2 separate regions of the Homo sapiens genome follow, and region 2 is linked to region 1. Evidence: chromatin loops called from intact Hi-C (ENCODE). Cell type or tissue: heart right ventricle. All regions are shown on one strand. Links, peaks and the distances in the headings refer to the core of each region. The heading gives the core; the rest is flanking DNA.

Region 1 (10,235 bases), core at 3,545-8,544:
GTTTGACCTAATACAAGCAGAGAGGTGGAAGGGGGCCTGATTGGGAAGAGGCTGCTGAGGGCATAGGGGTAGGGTTTGCTGGTCAAAGGTAAAGCTTTAAGCACATGACTGAGGAGTCGTGGGCCAAGAACTACCCTCATTCTTCTTCTCCTTTTCTTTTTTTTTTTTAATTTCTTAAATTTTAATTTTTTTAGAGACAGGGTCTGGTTCTGTTGCCCGGGCTGGAGCACTGTGGTGCGATCATAGCTCACTGCAGCCTCAAATTCCTGAGTTCAAGGGATCCTCCCACCTCAGCCTCCCAAATAGCTGGAGCTACAGGCATGCACCACCACACCTGGCTAATTTTTGTATTTTTAGTAGAGATGGGGATTCACCATGTTGGCCAGGCTGGTCTCAAACTCCTGACCTCAAGCGATCCTCCCGCCTTGGCCTCCCAAAGTGCTGGGATTCCAGGCCTGAGCATCCGCACACGGCCCCCATGCTTCTTCAGTGGGCTTTTTCTGTGGAACCTCCATGATGTGCCTCACCTCTGACCCATTACCAGTGATCTTTATTTTTTTTAATACCTTGTTAATTTGTTGTTGTTGTTATTTATTATAGATTCATGGGGTACATGTGCAAGTTTGTGATCTCAGTATATTGTGTGATGATGGGGTTTGCTCTTCTAATGGACCCATCACTCAAATAGCGAACATAATATCCATGACATAGTTTTTCAGCCCTTGCCCCTTCCCCGCTTTTAGAGACCCCAGTGTCTATTGTTTCCATCTTTTTTTTTTTTTTGAGATGGAGTCTTGTTCTGTTTCCCAGGCTGGAGTACAGTGGTGTGATCTCGGCTCACTGTAACTTCCGTCTCCTGGGTTCAAGCAATCCTCCTCCCTCAGCTTCCCCGGTAGCTATGATTACAGGCATGTGCCACCACGCCTGGCTAATTTTTGTATTTTTAGTAGAGATGGGGTTTCACCATGTTGGCCAGGCTGGTCTCGAGCTCCTGACCTCAAGTAATCCACCCACCTTGGTCTCCCAAAGTGCTGAGATTACAAGTGTGAGCCACGCTGACTGGCCTATTATTTCCATCTTTATATCCATGAGTACCCATTGTTTACCTCCCAGTTATAAGTGAGAACATGTGGTATTTGGTTTTCTGTTTCTGAGTTATTTCACTTGGGATAATGGCCTCCAGCTGCATCCATGTGGCTGCAAAGGACATTATTTCATTCTTTTTTATGGCTGCATAGTATTCCATGGTATATATGGTTCCACATTTTCTTTAGCCAATCCACTGTTGATGGACACTTAGGTCAATGATCTTTATCTTCATAATTTAAGACCCCTCTGAAATCTCACCTCCCCTGGGAAACCCACCCTGTTTACCCCAGTCCACAGGAGTCCTTTCCACCTCTCTTATTGTACTGATCACTTGGTCTTCATGGTACAACATGAGGAGGGGCCTTGTGCTTGGCCCACCTCAAGGCCCCCAGCTCCAGACCTGGTGCCTGGCAAGGGGAGGAAAATCTTTGTGATGTGCTTTGGATTAATCTGATGGTTTGGTGTTGATCAGGGTGGGCAGGAATGGATTGGGCTTGGGGAATGAGGGGGAGCCATAGGCAACATAGGACAGAGATAGGGTCTTAGTCACAAATTCCCTGCCTGCAGGCACAATGACATTCTTGTAATTTGCTTTCTTCTATTCACCTTGACTCTGGAAAAGACCTCTGTCTGAGTTCTTTGAAGCTACAAACCACACCAGCCCCAGCCTCCTCAGTGGAAGCCCTTTGGAGCTGAGCTTTCAATGTGGTCTGACTCCACAATCTCCCAAATGGCCTCAGGGAGGAGGGTCAGGTGCAGTGGGGCTCTCTTTGCTAACCACAAAACAGAAAACCATCCCAGCAGAACTCTCTCTGCTAATCACAAAACAGAAAACCATCCCAGCACTTTGGGAGGCTGAAGCAGGCCATTAAATTGAGCCCAAGGGTTAGAGACCAGCCTGGACAACATGGCAAAACCCCATCTCTACAAAAGTTACAAAAGTTAACCTGGCATGGTGGCTCACGCCTGTAACCCCAGCACTTTGGGAGGCCGAGGTGGGCCAGTCGCTGGAGGCCGAGGCGGGCCAATCGCTTGAGTCCAAGAGTTCGAGATCAGCCTGGGCAACATGGCAAAACCCCATCTCTATGAAAAATACAAAAATTAACTGGGCCTTGTGGCGGGCAGTAGTCCCAGCTCCTTGGGAGGCTGAGGTAGGAGGATTACCTGAGCCCGGGAAGTCAAGGATGCAGTGAGCTGAGATTGCACCACTGCACTCCAGCCTGGAAGACAGTGAGACCTTGTCTCAAACAAAACAAAACAAAACAAAACAAAACAAAACAAAACAAAACACAGAAATCATTTGTCTATGAGGATAAAAGTAGGCGGCATTAAGAACACGCTGTGAATGGAGGTTCTCTAACTCCTGTTGCTACGTTCACTGGTCCAAGCCAACCAGGACCCGCTGTGCCATTAACTCAATGGTCATTTGATCATAGAATCACAGAAGGACAGACGTTGGGGCTGGGGAGATATGAAAGATCAGTGTTCTCAAGGTGGCTCACGCCTGTAATCCCAGCACTTTGGGAGGCTGAGGAGGGTGGATCACCTGAGGTCAGGAATTTGAGACCAGCCTGGCCAACATGGTGAAACCCTGTCTGTAATAAAAGTACAAAAATTAGCTGGGTGTGGTGGTGCACGCCTGTAATCCCACCTACTTGAGAGGCTTAGGCAGGAGAATCACTTGAACCTGGGAGGTGGAGGTTGTAGTGAGCTGAGACTGTGCCATTGCACTCCAGCCTGGGTGACAGAACAAGACTCCATCTCAAATTAAAAAAAAAAAAAAAAGAAAGAAAAGAAAAGGAAAGAAAAAAGAAAGAAAGATCAGCGTCCTAAGTATGGTCTGGGGACCAGTTGCACCTGCATCAGGTTAGAAAAACCTGAGAGCTGGTTAGAAATGCCTCCCATCTTGGACTTGCTGAATTAAAGTCTGCATTTGCACAAGGTCCTCAGGTGATTCCTGCGTGCATCAAAACATGAGAGGTGCTTCTCTGCAGCACCCTAACCAACTGGAAACCAGGACTCTGCCCTCATCCTTCCAGAGCAGCCTGGTCCATCTCTGGAGCATCACCAGAAAACTCCTCCTTTTAAGGGGCTGAACTTGGAATTTTTTTTTTTTTTTTTTGAAACAGAGTCTCGCTCTGTTGCCCAGGCTGGAGTGCAGTGGCGCGGTCTCTGCTCACTGCAACCTCCGCTTCCTGGGTTCAAACGATTCTCCTACTTCAGCCTCCAAGTAGCTGGGATTACAGGTGTATGCCACCAAACCTGGCTAATTTTTGCATTTTTAGTAGAGACGGGGTTTCACCATGTTGCCCAGGCTGGTCTCGAACACCTGGCCTCAAGTGATCCACCCGCCTCGGCCTCCCAAAGTGCTGGGATTTCAGGTGTGAGCCACCGTGCCCAGCCTGAACTTGGAATTTCTACAGCGTCCACTCATAGTTCCTCACTCCACACACTGGATTCCTTCACAATAGGTTCAGTATCTTTCCCAGATGACACCCATCCAAAAAGGGGTGCCCCCTGCCCTTCTGAAATGAACTAGAAAGACTGTTCGCAAAGAGTGCAGTATCTTCCCCAGCAAGTTGGTGCCCATAACTGTCCAGAAGCTGCCTGGAGATCCCAGGAGTCGAGGATATGACAGCTTTAGAATTGCGTATACCCATGGAGACCCATCTAGGTCCTAGGGACTGGAATCCTTTGCTGGTAATTTTGGTCTTGTGCAGGAATTTGGAAGAAAACTCTAAACTTAATTGGCTTTCATAATTATTATGCAAATGTTGTTTTTTTTTCTTCCTTTCTTTTTTTAGAGATAGGGTCTCTGTCATCCAGGCTGGAGTGCAGTGGCACGACTGCAGCTCACTGAAGCCTCAAACTCCTTCCTGGACTCAAACAACCCTCTTGTCTCAGCCTCCCAAGTTGCTGGGACTATAGGTGTGCACCACCATGCCCAGCTAATTAAATGTTTTTCATAGAGACGGGGTCTCACCATGATGTCCAGGCTGATCTCAAACTCCTGGCCTCAAGCCATGCTCCTGTTTGGGCCTCCCACAGTAGGTATGCGCACCCAGCCCACAAATGTTCTGTTTTTATGTGTGTGTGTGTGTGTTTTTCTTTTCTTTTCTGTTTTTTTCCCACATCATTATACCCATTTTACAGATCAATAAAAAGAAACACATAGAGGCTGGGCACAGTGGCTCACAAGGTGGCCCAGCAGTTTGGGAGGCCGAGGTGGGTGGATCACCTGAGGTCAGGTGTTCGAGACCAGCCTTCCCAACATACTGAAACCCCATCTCTACTAAAAATACAAAAATCAGCCAGTCACTGAGATGCACACCTGTAATCCCAGCTACACAGGAGGCTGAGGCAGGACAGTTGCTTGAATCCAGGAGGTGGAGGTTGCAGTGAGCTGAGATTGCACCACTGCACTCCAGACTGGGCGACAGAGCGAGACCCTGTCCAAAAAAAAGAAAGAAGAAAGAAAGGAAGGAAGGAAAGAGAGAGAGAGAGAAAGAAAGAAAGAAAGAGAGAGAGAGAAAGAGAGAGAGAGAGAAAGAAAGAAAGAAAGAAAGAAAGAAAGAAAGAAAGAAAGAAAGAAAGAAAGAAAGAAGGAAAGAAAGAAAAGGAAGGAAGGCATAGAGAAGAGACTGACATCCTACTCAGAGGCGATGGGCCTTGAATTGCAACCCTGAGAGCTTGGCCTCCAAGCCTGTTGCTCTGGCTAAGCAGGGATAGTTCTCGAAGCCGTTTGTCATGAATTAGCCAAGTCTGAATCTGAAACTGAGCAGCTACCCAGAGAGTGCCGTTTAGATAAACTCCAACATGCGCACGAGATGGAAATAGAGACGGCGCAGGAGCATACACCACACTTTGCCCACAAGAGACGCAACACATTTTCATAGTTGAAATTTACATAGTTCTTTATTCATGAAATTATGAACAGCTGCTATTTTGCTGCATTCCCAAGAAGAGTTGAAAAGGCAGCAAAGAAGAGAACAGACACGTTAGGCAAACTCCATCTGCCCTCGTGTCTAACACTTTCTTCCCTGCAGATAGCAGACAATGGGGTTACCAGATGTCATTGCCTGCTGGGGAAGGACCCAGAAATGTGTGTGACCGTGAGCCAGCCAGCGCGGATGACTGTTTTTCTTCCTTTTTTTGTTTTTCTCCTCTCTGCAAATTGTAAATGTACCCACTCTTGTCCACTTCTCAATGGCTGTCCTCAGACAGAGGCTCTTCCTGGCACAGTGCGGATGGTGGTGGATTTTCAGAGGAGCTTCAGAAATGTCACAGCAGTCTAGACCAACGTCCACTCCCCCGGCTTCCTCTTGACTTTTGAAAGGGAATTTATAGTGTGTGAGTTTCCTGCACGCCTGTCGCCACACTTGGGACTTACAGTGACTCTTGGAAGTCGGTAAACAGCTTTGATGATTGAACAGGAGACGGAGACCAGAGACCAGAAGTGACTGTCTGAGGTCACCCAGAGGTGTTCAGGTCCTCCATGTGGCCTTTGCCTTATCATGTTCTGTCCATGGAGTGACTCCCAGCGGGCTAAGTGTTCTAAGTGCTCCAGCCCTCCCAGCTACTCCAAAGCACCCCTTTCCCAACTGAGTACCCCAGGAAGCCCTTCCTGTACCTTGATTCCTGCCGATGGCTTATGCGGCTGTCTTGGCAAACATGCATTGCACACCTGTGTGACTGCTTCTCCTGACATCACTCAAAATTCCCCCTGGAATTCAGGAAGAGTTTTTTTCCTCCATCACAGTGGACATTGAATGCCAGAAACACAGCAAGCCCTGTCCCCTGCCCACCCACATTCGACCTTCCCTTCGTACACAGTCATCTCTGGACCTTCATTCCAACGTCACAGCCTGGCTTCCCAAGGTCACTCAGAACAGAATCTTCTGGAAGGCCATCCAACCCCACACCCACCTGTGATGATTAATACTGAGTGTCAACTTGATTGGGTTGAATGATGCAAAGTATTGATCCTGGGTGTGTCTATGAGGGTGTTGCCAAAGGAGATTAACATTTGAGTCGGTGAACTGGGAAAGGCAGACCCACCCTTAATCTGGGTGGGCACCAGCTAATCAGCTGCTGGCGTGCCCAGGATATAAAGCAGGCAAAGAGAGCTTATGCAGGGAAACTCCTGTTTTTAAAGCCATCAGATCTCTTGAGACTCATTCACTATTACGAGAACAGTGCAGGAAAGACCCACCCCCATCATTCAATCACCTCCCACTGGATTCCTCCCACGACACGAGGGAACTGTGGGAGTTACAATTCAAGATGAGATTTGGGTGGGAACACAGCCAAACCATAGCACATCCTCCCACCCCTTCTCCAGCAGGAGGAAACCGGGACAGATTCAATAAAAAAGGCTCCTAGGGCTGGGCGTTAAGGCTCACACCTGTAATCCCAGTGCTTTGGGAGACCAAGGCAGGAGGATGGCTTGAACCCAGGAGTTGGAGGCTGCAGTAAGCTATGATCGTGCCACTGCACTCCATCCTGGGAGATAGAGGGAGACCCTGTCCCTGATAATAATAAAGAAAGGTTCCTAGACCACCCAAGGACTCTTGGGGGCCCTCTGGGGCTGTAGGTGTGAGAAAGGCCTGAAGCCATTTAGTACCCTGGTTAACGGAAGGATGTGTTTTTCTTGTTTTTCAGAAAGCAGCCTGCTTCTCCACACCTTGAGGCTGAAATTAAAGCAGGGAGGAGCACATTCTGAAAGATGTCGTAAGGTATATCAATTACCCCACTTTCTTTGCCAATGCAAGCACTGAGCCGCCATTCTCTAGATACTGAAATACCAGGATGGTGACAAGAGGGTATCATCTCATCTTCTTGCAACTTGTTTGTGCTCTGGGCCCCACCACATTTTTTTTTCTTTAGGAGAGGAACAGGAAAGATAGAGAGAGCTAGGAAGCCCTGCCTGCCTTTTGCCTGGCCAGGAACCCCATAAAGCTGGGGATAAACCCCAAGTCCAGGATGCTGGCTGGGGGGAATGGTTGGTAATCCTTGACTTTACCTCTTGGGCTTTGCTTTTTATCAAAGCAAGAAAGGAAAGTTAGATATTCTTTTGTCTCAGGGCCAGGTTCTGATATTCTGATGGTTAAAGAGATAGAATGTTAGGCAATTTGGTTGACTAAGAGAGTCTACTATTTTTTTGAGACATCTCACTCTGTGGCCCAGGCTGGAGTGTAGTGGCACCATCATAGCTCATTGCATCCTCAACCTCCTGGGCTCAAGGGATCCTCCCAACTCTGCCTCTTGAGTAGCCGGGACTACAGCTGTGGACCGCCACACCTGACTCATGTTTTTATTTTTATTTGTAGAGATGGGGTCTTGCTAGGCTGCTCAGGCTGGTCTCGAGCTCCTGGACTCAAGTGATCCTCCTGCCACGGCCTCCCGAAGTACTGGGATTACAGGCATCAGCCACTGCATTAGGCTGAAAGTCTACTTTCTGATAAGGAGTTAGCAGCCACCCAGACAGTACCCACTGTGCAAGAAACAGGGCTAGGACCTAGTGTCTGGCTTTTAATATGAGTTAAGATTTCCTGACTGGAGGTGGGGGAGTCTTCTGGAGAGAGAGGGACCCTTGGGCCAGGGCACATTGTTCTGAGTCACGTCTTTGCCACCCACTAGCCATATGGCCCTAGGCTAGTCACTTCAATATTCTGATTCTCAGTTTTCTCCCTTTTATTTATTTTTATTTATTATTATTATTTCTTTTTGAGATGGAGTCTTGCTCTGTTGCCCAGGCTGGAGTGCAGTGTCGTGGTCTCAGCTCACTGCAACCTCTGCCTCCTGGGTTCAAGCGATTCTCCTGCCTCAGTCTCCCTAGTAGCTGGGATTAGAGGCACGTGCCACCATGCCCGGCTAATTTTTGTATTTTTAGTAGAGATTGGGTTTCACCACGTTGGCCAAGCTGATCTTAAACTCTTGAGCTCAGGTGATCTGCCCCCCTCGGCCTCCCAAAGTGCTGGGATTACAGGTGGGAGTCACGGCTCCCGGCCAGTTTCCTCCCATCTAAGAAGGTGAGGGTCAGGATGCCTCCCTCATAGGGTGGCTGCACATCTCAACCGTGTCGATGTGTACGGAAGCACTTTGCAAACTGCGTGTCTGGGTCCAGGGAGGAGCATCCTCATGAGTGGGAGGGCAGTGGATTAATTTCCTCCTAACGTGTAAGGCTGAGACTCAATGTTATTCTTTGATAGGCACTGTGGGCATCTGCCCAGCGGTCCATGTTCTCTCCCATGCCATTGATTAACAGATAGGATAGCACTCCAGCACAAATCAGCACTGTGGACCTGGAAAGCTGCCATCGGGAGAAATCGATGGAGGCTCCCAGTTCCAGACCAGCTTGGCTACCCCTCACTGGTGAGAAACAGACTTGCTCAGCCTTGGATTAAAAAACCCCAAGGACCCATAAGCCCCCACATTGGAAGGCCCCTTCTTTATTTTAATTAATTAATTTTTTTTGTTTGTTTGAGATGGAGTTTCACTCTTGTTGCCCAGGCTGGAGTGCAATGGCACAATCTCTGCTCACTGCAACCTTTGCCTCCTGGGTTCAAGTGATTCTCCTGCCTTAGCCTCCTGAGTAGCTGGGATTACAGGTGCCCACCACCACACCCAGCTAATTTTTGTATTTTTTGTAGAGACAGAGTTTCGCCATGTTGTCCAGGCTGGTCTCCAAATCCTGACCTCTGGTGATCTACCTGCCTCAGCCTCTCAAAGTTCTGGGATTACAGGCATGAGACACCATGCTGACCAATTTATTTATTTTTGAGACAGGGTCTCACTCTGTTGCCCAGGCTGGAGCGCAGTGGCACCATCAAGGGTCACTGCAGCCTCGACTTCCCAGGCTCAGGTGATCCTCCCATTTTAGCCTCCTGAGTAGCTGAGTGGCTGGGACTACAGGTGTGTGCTACTATTCATGACATATATATATATATATATATATATATAGTTTTGTTATTTATGTATTTATTTTTTTGTAGAGATAGCGGTGTCGCTAGCTTGCCCAGGCTGGTCTTAAACTCCTGGGCTCAAACAATCCTCCTGCCCCGGCCTCCCAAAGTGCTGGGATTACAGGCAAGAGCCACCATGCCCGGCCGGAAGCGCCCTTCTTGGCAGCCAGAATGTTTATGCATTGGTGATGCTGTTCCACCTGGCTTTCAGGATTGTGTCTATTCACTCTCACACCTATCCCTCAATTAGCAGAGACCCCAGTCAGATGATAGAGGCCAGCAGATGCCTGAGCCTGCAAGGTGTGAGGTGTGGTGGTTCTGGTGCCTTCATGCTCCACATTCATGTCATGACATGAGTGGATCTGCCGCATGTCCCCATCCCACAGGCTCCACAGCCACGTGGCCACGTTCTTTGCATCATCCTTTTGGATGCTCTGTCACTCAGAGGGAAGCTGAAAGTCCACCTGACCTCTTGTCAAAGACACATGACTTCTTGTCAAAGACATACAGTATCAAAGTAACCCAAAGCACATTTCTTGTTATTTCATTTTATGGAAACTGTAACCCACCCTGGGCCAGTGGCTATTTATGAGTCTGGCTTATTCTTTTTTTTTTTTTTTTTTTTCTGAGACGGAGTCTCACTCTGTCACCCAGGCTGGAGTGCAGTGGCGCGATCTCCGCTCACTGCAAGCTCCGCCTCCCGGGTTCATGCCATTCTCCTGCCTCAACCTCCTGAGTAGCTAGGACTACAGGTGCCCACCACTGTACCTGGCTAATTTTTTGTATTTTCACTAGAGAGGGGTTTCACCGTGTTAGCGAGGATGGTCTCGATCTCCTGACATCGTGATCCGCCCGCCTTGGCCTCCCAAACGCTGGGATTACAGGCGTGAGCCACTGCGCCCGGACTTTTTTTTTTTTTTTTTGAGACAGAGTCTCGCTCTGTCACCCAGGCTGGAGTGCAGTGGCTCAGTCTTGCCTCACTGCAACCTCTGCCTTCTGGGTTCAAGCGATTCTCCTGTCTCAGCCTCCTGAGTAGCTGGGATTATAGGCACATACCACCAGGCCCAGCTACTTTTTGTATTTTTAGTAGAGACGGGGTTTCACCATGTTGGCCAGGCTGGTCGCCAACTTCTGACCTCAGGTGATCCACCCACCTCGGCCTCTCAAAATGCTGGGATTACA
Region 2 (10,235 bases), core at 3,041-8,040, 230 kb after region 1:
TATCTGCTACCCTGGCTCCATCGAACACACTCCGGGCTGGCCCGTCCACCCTGCTGGCGGGAGCTTGGAAGTTGTTTTTCCCCAAACATTCCTCATACAGCCCTTTCCCTACCCTCCTAGACTCTGCTGGTCCCATCCAGGCTCTCCCATAGCGGGATCCAGGGACCAGAGGAAAAATGAAGGCATCCCATGAGTCTATTTAAAAGTTACACATCGAGGCTGGGTGCGGTGGCTCACACCTGTAATCCCAGCCCTTTGGGAGGCTGAGATGGGTGGATCACCTGAGGTCAGGAGTTCGAGACCAGCCTAGACAACATGGTGAAACCCCGTCCCTACTAAAAATACAGGAAAAAAAAAATAGCTGGGTGTGGCGGCAGGCACCTGTAATCCCAGCTACTCAGGAGGCTGAAGCAAGAGAATTGTTTGAACTGGGAGGCGGAGGTTGCAGTGAGCCGAGATCGTGCCACTGCACTCCAGCCTGGGCGACAGAGAGAGAGAGAGAAAAAAAGTTATACATTGAGCTAACCAGCTGTTAAGTAACACAGGCTCTATCTTCCTACTTTGACAGATATCTTTTTCCAAGGACCTGGAAGGCCAGGTTTGACGTTGGAATTGTGACTGTCAGAGTCTTGTGCTGGAAGGTGACAGCCGGGAGAGCCAGCCCCTGTCATCCTCCAGCCCTTCTGCTTCCCTCACTAGCTTCCACCTTGCACCACGGGGGGCTTCGTGTGCCCACCTGAGGGTGCCCACCTGGAGCGTCTAAGCTCAGTTCACACCCTCCAAACTCAGCAACCCCTTGATTGAAAGACAAAGGTGTCATTGGGCGTGGAGTCTGCCTTTAAGACAAAAGGAAGGGGAAGACCTTGGGGGAAGTGGGGGCAGCCCTGGGGCAGGACGTTTTGGTGTCCTAGGTAATGCAGGCAAATCTCTCTCTTAGGATCCCATCTCTGCCACTGGGTCTGGGGGAATGAATGCCTGCTGGTCTGCTTCCCCAAGGAGGAGAGGAGGTGTTTTTTCACACACACACACAAAATTAAAATAAGTTTTAAAAATTAAAAAATAAGACTAATTGTCAGCTCCCAGTCCTTAGCGCTTCCATATTGCTGATCATCTGGACGTGGCTAGGCTTCTAGCCTATCATCTTATTGGCTTTAAAAATACATACACTTACCACCTATTTTGGTTTTGTTTTGTTTTGTTTTTGAGACGGGGTCTTGCTCTGTTGCCCAGGCTGGAATGCAGTGGTGTGATCTCAGCTCACTGCAGCCTTGACCTCCCAAGCTCAAGTGATCCTCCTGCCTCAGCCTCCAAGTGGCTGGGACAACAGGTGCATGCCACCACATCTGGCTAATTTTTTTTTTTTTAGAGATGGGGTCTCACTATGTTGTCCAGGCTGTTTATTGCCTATTTTGACTTCTTCCCCTTGAAGCGTTGGTTCATTGAGGGCAGAGATTCCTGTCTTTTGTTCATGGAAAGTTCTCAGGGCCTGGCTCAATTAAGGTGATCAATAAAAGATTTGTTACATGAAGGAAAGGAGGAAGGAAGGAAAGATGCGTGGTTTTGTAACTCCTGCCCTGGGAAAAGGAATAAAAGGGGCGAGGACATTTCTCCAGCCTAAACCTACTCACACTCCCTGCCTGGGACAGTTGCCCAGTGGTTCCTGCCAAGGTTTGACTTCAGGCACCTGCCCGACCCCGGGTCTCCCTGTTTGCTGAATGAGCTGTGCCTGCTGGGCCCAGGACCTGTGGCTGGAGGAAGTATCCCAGAGCCAATGGGGCTTGGAAGAAGAGGCTCCGGCTTAAGGAACGTGTTGCCTATTCACCAGCAAATAAAGACAGATGAAGCTCTGGCAGGCCATCTCTCTGTCTCTGTCTCTTGTTTCTCTCTCCCTCTCGCCTCTTGCTCTGTCTCTCTTTTCCCTTCCCTCCCTCTTTCTCTCTTTCTGTTTCCCTGCTCTCCCTGCCCTTTTGGTCTCTGGGTCCTGGACTCTCAGAGCAGCCTGGAATCTCCTTCCTCCACATGATTGCTGTGGTGTTTTTTTATGTTTAATTTTTAGAGACCGGATCTCGCTCTGTTGCCCAGGCTAGAGTGCAATGGCGGAATCATGGCTCACTGCAGCCTCCAACTCCTGGGTTCAAATGATCGTCCCACTTCAGCCTCCCAAGTATCTGGGACTACAGGGACAAGCCACCACCATGCCAGGCTAACTTTAAAAAAAAAAAAAAAAACACTTGTAGCAACAGGGTCTAGCTATGTTGTCCAGGCTGGTCTTGAATTCCTGACCTCAAGCAATCTTCCCACTTTGTCCTCTCTAAGTGCTGGGATTACAGGTGTGATCCACCATGCCTGGCCTGGTGTGGTGTTCAATGCTCACCCTCTCTATAGGATTTCAAGCTCCAGGCAGAGGCAGGCAGGGTTCTGTCTGTAGCTGAGCACTGGGCACTGGACACAGGGTGATATGGTTTGGCTGTGTCCTCACCCAGATCTCATGTTGAATTGTAGCTCCCATAATTCCCATGTGTTGTGGGAGGGACCTGTTGGGAGATAATTTAATCATGGGGGCGGTTCCTCCATACTGTTCTCATGGTAGTGAATAAGTAAGTCTCACGAGATCTGATGGTTTTATAAGGGGAAACCCCTTTTGCTTGGTTCTCATTCTCTCTCTTGCCTGCTGCCATGCAAGACGTGCCTTTCCCCTTCCACCATGATTGTGAAGCCTCCCCAGCCACATGGAACTGTAAGTCCATTAAACATCTTTTTCTTTATAAATTACCATAAATTACCCAGTCTCGGGTATATCTTTATTGGCAGAGTGAGAACAGACATAATACACAGGGCAAGAGCTTAATACCTACAAGGGTCACAGGGTGATTCAGCAGTGGTTTGGGTCTCTGTGTTGTACCTGGGACTTGTCATCAGGGTATATGGGTCTCCCTGGGGTCTCTGATATGTCACTGACCCCAGACCTGGACAGGAGCATGGAGCAGGATCAGGGTTGCTCCTCCAAGAGCCCTGAGGCCGCCCCAACTTAACTCACCTTCTTGCAGAGCTGGGGGCCAGGCCCAGTTTATAGACAGTGTGGTTGGGTGGAGGGGTGAGGTGGCCTCTGAAGGGGCTTCCCTCACCCTCTGGAGGTAAGAAACAGATCTTGACTCTGGAGGTAGGGCTCAGACACAGGACCAAATTGAGGACTAGCCAAAACAGGGACAGAGCGGAAGCATCTTTCCATTGGACACGCCCACCAGTGTGCCATGTCAGTTTGCCATCACCATGGCAACACTCAGGAGCCACTGCCCTTTTCCATGGCAAAGACCTGATGACCCGGAAATAACCACCCTTTCCCTAGAAATTTCTGCATAAACCAGCCCTTAATCTGCATGCAATTAAAAGTAGGTATAAATATGGTGCAGAACTGCCCTGAGCTGCTATTCTCTGCCTGGGGAGAAGCCCTGCTCTGCACGAGCAGTCATGGAGCTGTAGTCCTGCCCCTCCAATAAAGCTGTTTCTCTTGCCTCCAGCTTGCCCTTGAATTCTTTGCTGGGTGAAGCCAAGAGCCCTTGCAGGTTAAGCCCCAATCCGGGGCTTGCCTATCGTGTGTCACTCCCAGCCCCCTCCCTGGAGGTCCTGAGGGCAGAGCTGGACCTCCCTGCCACAGAGGCCCTGTGGTCACCCCGGGCCTGGCTGGAGCTGCTCACAGCTTCCCTGGCACCTGGCCGGTAAGATGCAGACCAGCCTCCTGCAGAGCTGTCACCACACAAACAGACCCACAGTGGGGAGAGCACCTTTATTGTCACATATAATAATAACGCTACAGGCTGGTGGTCCCGCCCGCCTCTGACCACCCCTCCATGAAGACAGAGACTGCCTCTCCAGACCTGCCTCAAGGGCCAGAAGAAGATCCCAGGGCCCAGAGGGACCAGGCCACAGCCAAACAGGAGTACCAAGAGCACTGGAGACAGTCACTCCTGCTGTGAAGACAGAGTGCCCCAGGGTGGCGCCAGCACCTTCAATTCTCTGAGTTTGCTGCCGTGGCTGTGTCCCAGGTCCCAGCCCAGCAAGAGAGGAACACCAGGGCTGAGCTGATCACGGAGACCCTGGCCCCAGAGGCCTTGAGGGCTCCAGTCAGAGCTGTTCTGGGCTGCTAGGGACCTGGTGCCTGCCATGGAGCCTGCCAGGCCCCCAACTCTGGAAGGTGGGAGGCAGGAGCATCTCTTCCCAGCAGGCCTGGGACTCTGTTTCCCTCTCTGCAGCTTGCAAAGGGGACACTGGGCTTGCTGTGTCATGCAAAAGTAGCAAACCTATAGAGTCCACTGAGAGACAAACTCGTGGGGCAGAGGCTGCAAGTCCCACCTCTGATAGACATGCCCATGAAATGCTGCCTCCCCTGGCTCAGGGATGGGATGGACCCAGAGAGAGCGGGTGGGCTCAGCAAGACTGGGAGGCAGTGGCCAGGGATGCCTATCTGGTTTGGTGGACACTTGCACCCCCAATGCTTCTCTCTCAAGGTCCTCAAGTCCGTATGGCTGGCAGTGATTTATTCAGGGTCTCCCTGGCCTCTGAGAGCTGCAGTCCAGGCTGCTCCCCCAGCCAGTGGGGAAGGGGGATGAGGAAGGGAAGCCCCAGGCCCTGCAGGACCCTGCCTACCCCCTCAGGCTGGCTGGCCCAGCCTCCCCGCAGCCCTGCCTGCCTTAAGGAGCCGTTCTGGCCCTGCGCCCTCCCTGTCTGAGTTTTCTCTCGAAGAGGGGAAGCTGGCAGGGTCGAGAGAACATGGCTTCAGGAACTGAGGGTCCTGGGTTCAAATCCTGCCCCTGCCACCCGTGATCTGGTGGCCAAGAGAGGGTTATTTCTACCGTCTGAGCCTCGGTCCCCTTGTGAAGTGGGGATAATAAGCTTACCTCCTAAGGGTTAAATAATGAGACAACGTAACGAAAGTTCCCTGGACAGGGCCAGTTACAGCAGGGACTCAATAAATGATGGGTATTAGGATTATTCTCATTCCCAGCACCCAGCCCACCCAGACCCCGTCTCCAGCCGGGAGTGGGGGTAGGGGAGGGGACAGGCCAGAGGAGGGCTCTGATGAGGGTGTTGGCCCCTCCAGACCCTGCCCCTGGAGACATTATCTGTCCCCAAAGCCCCCCATGTCCTCACAATCATCCATGCCTGGAGCCCAGTTCCCCTGGGGGCATCTTTAGGAAACAGCGGCGGCTCAGGCCTCTGGGGCTGGGTCTCTAGCCAGGACAGGGTGTCCTGGAGCAGTGGGCTCTCACTTCCTGCTGCTGGCCTGGTCCACGCTCTTCTGTCCAGGGTCGGGCCCAAGCAGGGCAGCAAGGACCCCATCGGGTTGGGCGCCACCCCTCTTCATCTTGAGGTTGGCTCTCAGGGCAGCATCCTGGCCAGAACCTCCCTCTGGGGAGGCCAGGGGATCTGGAAGGAGAGCAGGAGGGTGGACTCGAGGTAGAGCCTTAGGAACACTTGGGGGTACATTTGATCATGATATGTGGCCACGGAGAGATGCTCTTGCCCAGCGTGGAGAAGCAAGGCAGCAGCAGGCTTTCAGCCCCTTATGCATTCATTCATTCATGGATCCATGCATCCATCCATTCATTCACTCATTCACCCATCCACCTGTCCATTGACCCATTCATCCATCTGTGTATCCACCCATTCATCCATTCACCCATTCATCCACCCACTCAGTCACTCATTTATCTATGCATCTATCCATTCATTCACTCATTTACCTGCCCGTCCATCCATCCATCCATCCATCCATCCATCCATCCATCCATCCATCCATCCACCCATCCATCCACTCACTTATCCACCCACCCACCTATCCACTCATTGATTCATCTATGCATCTATCCATCCATCCATCCATCCATCCATCCATCCATCCACTCAGTCATTCATTTATCTATGCATCTATCCATTCATTCACTCATTTACCCATCCATCTATCATCCATCCATCCATCCATTCACTCACTTATTCACCCACCTACCTGTCCACTCACCCGCCCATCCACCCATTCATTCATTCATCCATGCATCTATTCACTCATTTACCCACCCACCTGCCCACTTATCCATCCACTCATTTATCCACCCACCTGTTCACTCATCCATCATCCATCCATCCATCCATTCACTCATTCACCCACCCACCTGTCCACTCATCCATCCATCCATCCATTTATCCATCTATCCATCCACCCATTCATTTATTCATCCATGCATCTACCCATCCACTCACTCATCCACCTATCCACCTGTCCATTCAACAATTCATTCATTCATTCATTCATCTATCTATGCATCCACCCATGCATACATTCATCCAGGCAACCAGCCATTCGTTCACTCACTCACTCACCCACCCACCTGTCCATTCACCTATTCATTCATCCATTCATTTTCCAGCAAATGCTGATGGGCCTCTACTCCAGGCCCTGCAGAGGTATCATTCACTGTTCTGCACAAGGGACTCCCAGAGGGTCACAGAAACCCCAGCATGGAATGGAAGCCTCCCCTATGTCACCATAGGGACAAAGAGGAGGGTTCAGAGAAGGCTTCACAGAGGCCGAGATCTTTGAGCAGGTCCCGAAGTGGCAGTCAGTGTTCACCAGGCAGAGGCATGGCCCGAGCAAAGGCATGGAGGTGGGAGGGGCCTCAACATGGCTGGGCAGGGCTCTGCCCACCATGGCTATACTAGGGAGGGGCTGGGAAACTGGGCTGATGCACTTGGAAGTCTGTCAAGGGCAGCAGGGAGCCACTGAGGGTCCTTGAGCAGGGGAGGGGGAGGGTCAGACTAGGGGCAAGGGAGGGAGACCAGAGACCCTAGGCAGCAGCCATGAGGGCAGCATTGGGAGAGGAAGGAGGGGAGAGAGATTCCCAGCCCGCTGATCCTGGTCACTGCTCACCGTGGATCCCAATCATGTGCTCCAGGATGAGGACTCGCTCTGCCAGGATCTTCAGGGCCTCTCTCAGCTGCTGCACCCCCTCGCCCTGGCGGGGAGGAAACAGGCAGGGTCAGGGCCGGCCATGAGGAAGGGGTCAGGGCCATCCTGATACAGTGACAGTGTATGTGTCCTCAAAGCCCCCCACCCCTGCCTCTTCCCACCCGACACCCTCACCACTGCAAATAAGCATAGACTGAACATCATCAACTATGTGCCAGACAGGGCTTCAAACCCTGTTCACAGACAAAGAGCTTGAAACACAGAGAGGGCAGGCAACCTCCCCACGGCCACACAGCCTGGCAAAGCGGCCGATCCAGACTGCAGATCCACACCTGTCAGCCTCCAGCCTGAGCTTTTCCTTCCACCATAGCTGCCTGTCAGCTTCCCCCACATGTCCTGAAAATACCCTAACCAGGACAGAGCACCTATCCCAGGGCCCGAAGGTAGGAAGTTCTTTGCTTGTTTCCTTCCTTGAATGCCCAAGAGCTCGCCACCAAACAGCAGGCAAGGGGCAGGGTAGGTGTGGCCATGCCAGGCAAGAAAGACAGCAGAGAAAGCCACCATTTCAAAGTGCAGGCAGGCAGGCTGGCGTGATGGCAGAGTCTGTATTTCAAGGGCCCGGTCTGCACACAAGCAGAGGACCTTGTGCACAGAGACACCTGAGTCAGCCAAGACAGGGTGCTGACTTATTGAGAAGGCAGGTGTCGAGGCCACTCTGAAAAGTGATGATGAGGAGACAAAGCCACTGTCCCCATCCTGCCCAGCCCTGGGAGTTGGCAGCAGAATGGGTGCCTTTTGCTGGTGTAACATGACAGATCTGTCTTATGTTCAGATTAATTTAGCTTAAAATGAAACAAAAGGAAACCAAAAAGCATCCTACTGGGTTATAGGAGAAAGGTCTGCCCACCAGGGGACCAAAGACAATGGGAAGTTGAGCCAATTACAGGGTCTGGGACAGGGATGTCAGTGTCGTGTCCCCAACTCAGAGAAGGAGCAGGGGAGACCAAGGGACCTGGCTGAGCCTCATGTTCCTAAGCCACAGGTGGTTGGTTTTTTTGTTTTTGTTTTTTGGGGTTTTTTTAGGTTTTAGAGACAAGGTCTTGCTTTGTCACCCAGACTGGAGTACAGTGGCACGATTGTAGTTCACTGCAGCCTCAACCTCCTGGGCTCAAGCAATCCTCCTGCCTCAGCCTCCCAAGTAGCTGGGACTATAAGCACACACTACCACGCCTGTCTCATTACTTTTTTTTTTTTTTTTTTTTTTTAAGAAATGGGGTCTCGCTAGGTTTCCCAGGCTGGTCTTGATCTCATGGGCTCAAGCGATTCTCCTACCTCAGCCTCCCAAAGTGCTGGGATTACAGGCCAGGCAGGTTGCTGTTATGAAATGGAGGGGGTCACAGTCACCTCTCAGAGTACTGCTGTGAGTGACCAGTGTATCAGGCTCATGCCTCAGCCCCTCTTACTACCTCCTGCACCCCTCACAGCGGCCTTGATTCCAGCCTCTTCCCTTTCTCTGGTCTTGCAAGGACTTCCTGAAGGTCCCCTGGACCCGCCCTGGCCCTCCCAGCTGTTTTGCCCACCCAGCTTTGACACACTCAAGGGAAACCCTGCTCAGGCACTTTCGCTTTTAGCTTTCAAGGCCCCCCCTGCCGGCCCCATCTCAGTGGCACCCCCACGCAACAACCTTCTCATTCTCTGGCAATCACTGCTGTCCTCAGCTGTGTCCCTCACTGGGCTGTGAACTTCTCAGGGCAGGGACCCTGTACACCTGGTGGCCCAGCACCTAGCTCAGGGCCAGCTGAGGGGAGGAATTTGACTTTGGACCTCAGATGAGCCCTTCATCCCCTTCATCCACTACCCCAGCTTCAGCCTCCCCTCCTCCTCCCAGAAGCCGCAGGTCCCCACAGCCAAGCCCGTGCCCTGGCTGCCCCCTCCCACTGGCCCCAGCCTCCGCTTGCTCCAATCTTCTCTCCTCAGATTCCCAGTTTGCAAGTCCCTCTTCCTCCATCCATCCTCTACCACATCCAGCAGCCCTGTCCCCTTCAGTCCCCCAGCACCCTTGACCTTGTAAGCACGCCCATGCCGAGACGCCATTCACGGGAGAACCCGGTCCGTTGAGAGGGACTCTGCAGCCTGACGCCTCCTCCAGGGAGACTGTCTTTCCTACAAGTTTGCGACTCCTCTCCCTGTCCCGGGAAGCCCCCCCAAGGGCCAATCACCCCCTCTGTGGCATCCCCACCCAGCCACCTTCTCACTCTCTTGCAATCACTGCTGTACTCAGCTGAGTTCCCATGGGGCTGTGAACTTCTCAGGGCAGGGGCCCTGTACACCCGGTGGCCCAGCACCCAGCTCGGGGCTGGCTGACGGTCAGCGCAGATCTGTGGGGCACCTGCCCTCCCGTGACAGTGCTCACAGCCAAGGAGGCGGGAGGGAACGTGAAGGGCAGCCATGGTTACCTCTGCAGTGGCGGCTTTCTCTCCTTCTTCCCCCTTCACGCCAGGTTCACCCTAAGAAGCAAGTCACACAGTCAACACTGGAACGGGAGGTGGGGGCACCTCTCCACCCTCTCCAGTTCCCTGGGGGCCTGCAGGGAGTCAGGGGCAGGCTGGGCAGGCAGGGCCTGGGAAACGGGTGCTGGGCCCAGGGGACTCCTGCCCTGGGCTGAGCACAGCAGGGGAGGCCACGGCTCCGGGGCACAGCCTGCTCAGCCTGGCATGGCAGGGAAGTGTCCAGGGTTGGCTGTAAGTGCTTCATTCTGCTTCTGGGGCAGAAGAGACTCAGGCTAGGAAGCCGGCAAGTTCATGCCTGGGCCCTTCCAGGATTGAGTAGCCTGCCTGGAAGGGCTGCTGTCTGTCTCCAACACAAGGCCAGTAATACCAGATTCAAAGTCACATATTTTATTGTATTTTATTTATTTATTTATTTGAGATGGAGTTTCACTCTTGTCACCCAGGCTGGGGTGCAGTGTTGTGATCTCGGCTCACTGCAATCTCTGCCTCCTGTGTTCAAGCGATTCTCCTGCCTCAGCCTCCTGAGTAGCTGAGATTACAGGCATGCGCCACCATGTCTGGCTAATTTTTGTATTTGTAGTAGAGACGGGGTTTCACCATGTTGGCCAGGCTCATCTCGAACTCCTGACTTCAGGTGATCTGCCTGCCTTGGCCTCCCAAAGTGCTGGGATTACAGGCGTGAGCCACCGCACCCAGCCAATTTTTTGAGACAGGGTCTTGCTCTGTTGCCCAGGCTGGAGTATAGTGACGCGATCATGGCTCAC

What was found. Peaks named below come from ENCODE experiments on the same cell type or tissue, not always from the same donor. Only the 100,000 strongest peaks of a DNase experiment are listed, where the experiment ranks them.
Region 2: it touches region 1 in a loop (5-fold over the local background); 2 of 110 quality-filtered maps call a loop at or near these places.

What each region holds. Positions count from the first base shown.
Region 1 is chr7:101,779,705-101,789,939 of GRCh38, reverse strand. No RefSeq gene overlaps it. Among named protein-coding and RNA genes, the nearest start is that of CUX1, 33 kb to the left of the region's middle. In heart right ventricle, for the core only: no CTCF peak of the experiment used is centred there; a DNase peak (open chromatin) is centred at 5,539; H3K4me3 peaks cover 591 bases; H3K27ac peaks cover 1,008 bases.
Region 2 is chr7:101,552,559-101,562,793 of GRCh38, reverse strand. It overlaps COL26A1 (collagen type XXVI alpha 1 chain), which reads right to left. Exons shown (of 13, transcript NM_001278563.3): 11 at 9,418-9,468; 12 at 6,923-7,007; 13 at 3,770-5,424. The coding sequence ends at 5,264. LINC01007 (long intergenic non-protein coding RNA 1007) reads left to right here. Exons shown (of 3, transcript NR_103749.1): 3 at 1-39. Among named protein-coding and RNA genes, the nearest start is that of LINC01007, 11 kb to the left of the region's middle. In heart right ventricle, for the core only: no CTCF peak of the experiment used is centred there; no DNase peak of the experiment used is centred there; H3K27me3 peaks cover 376 bases.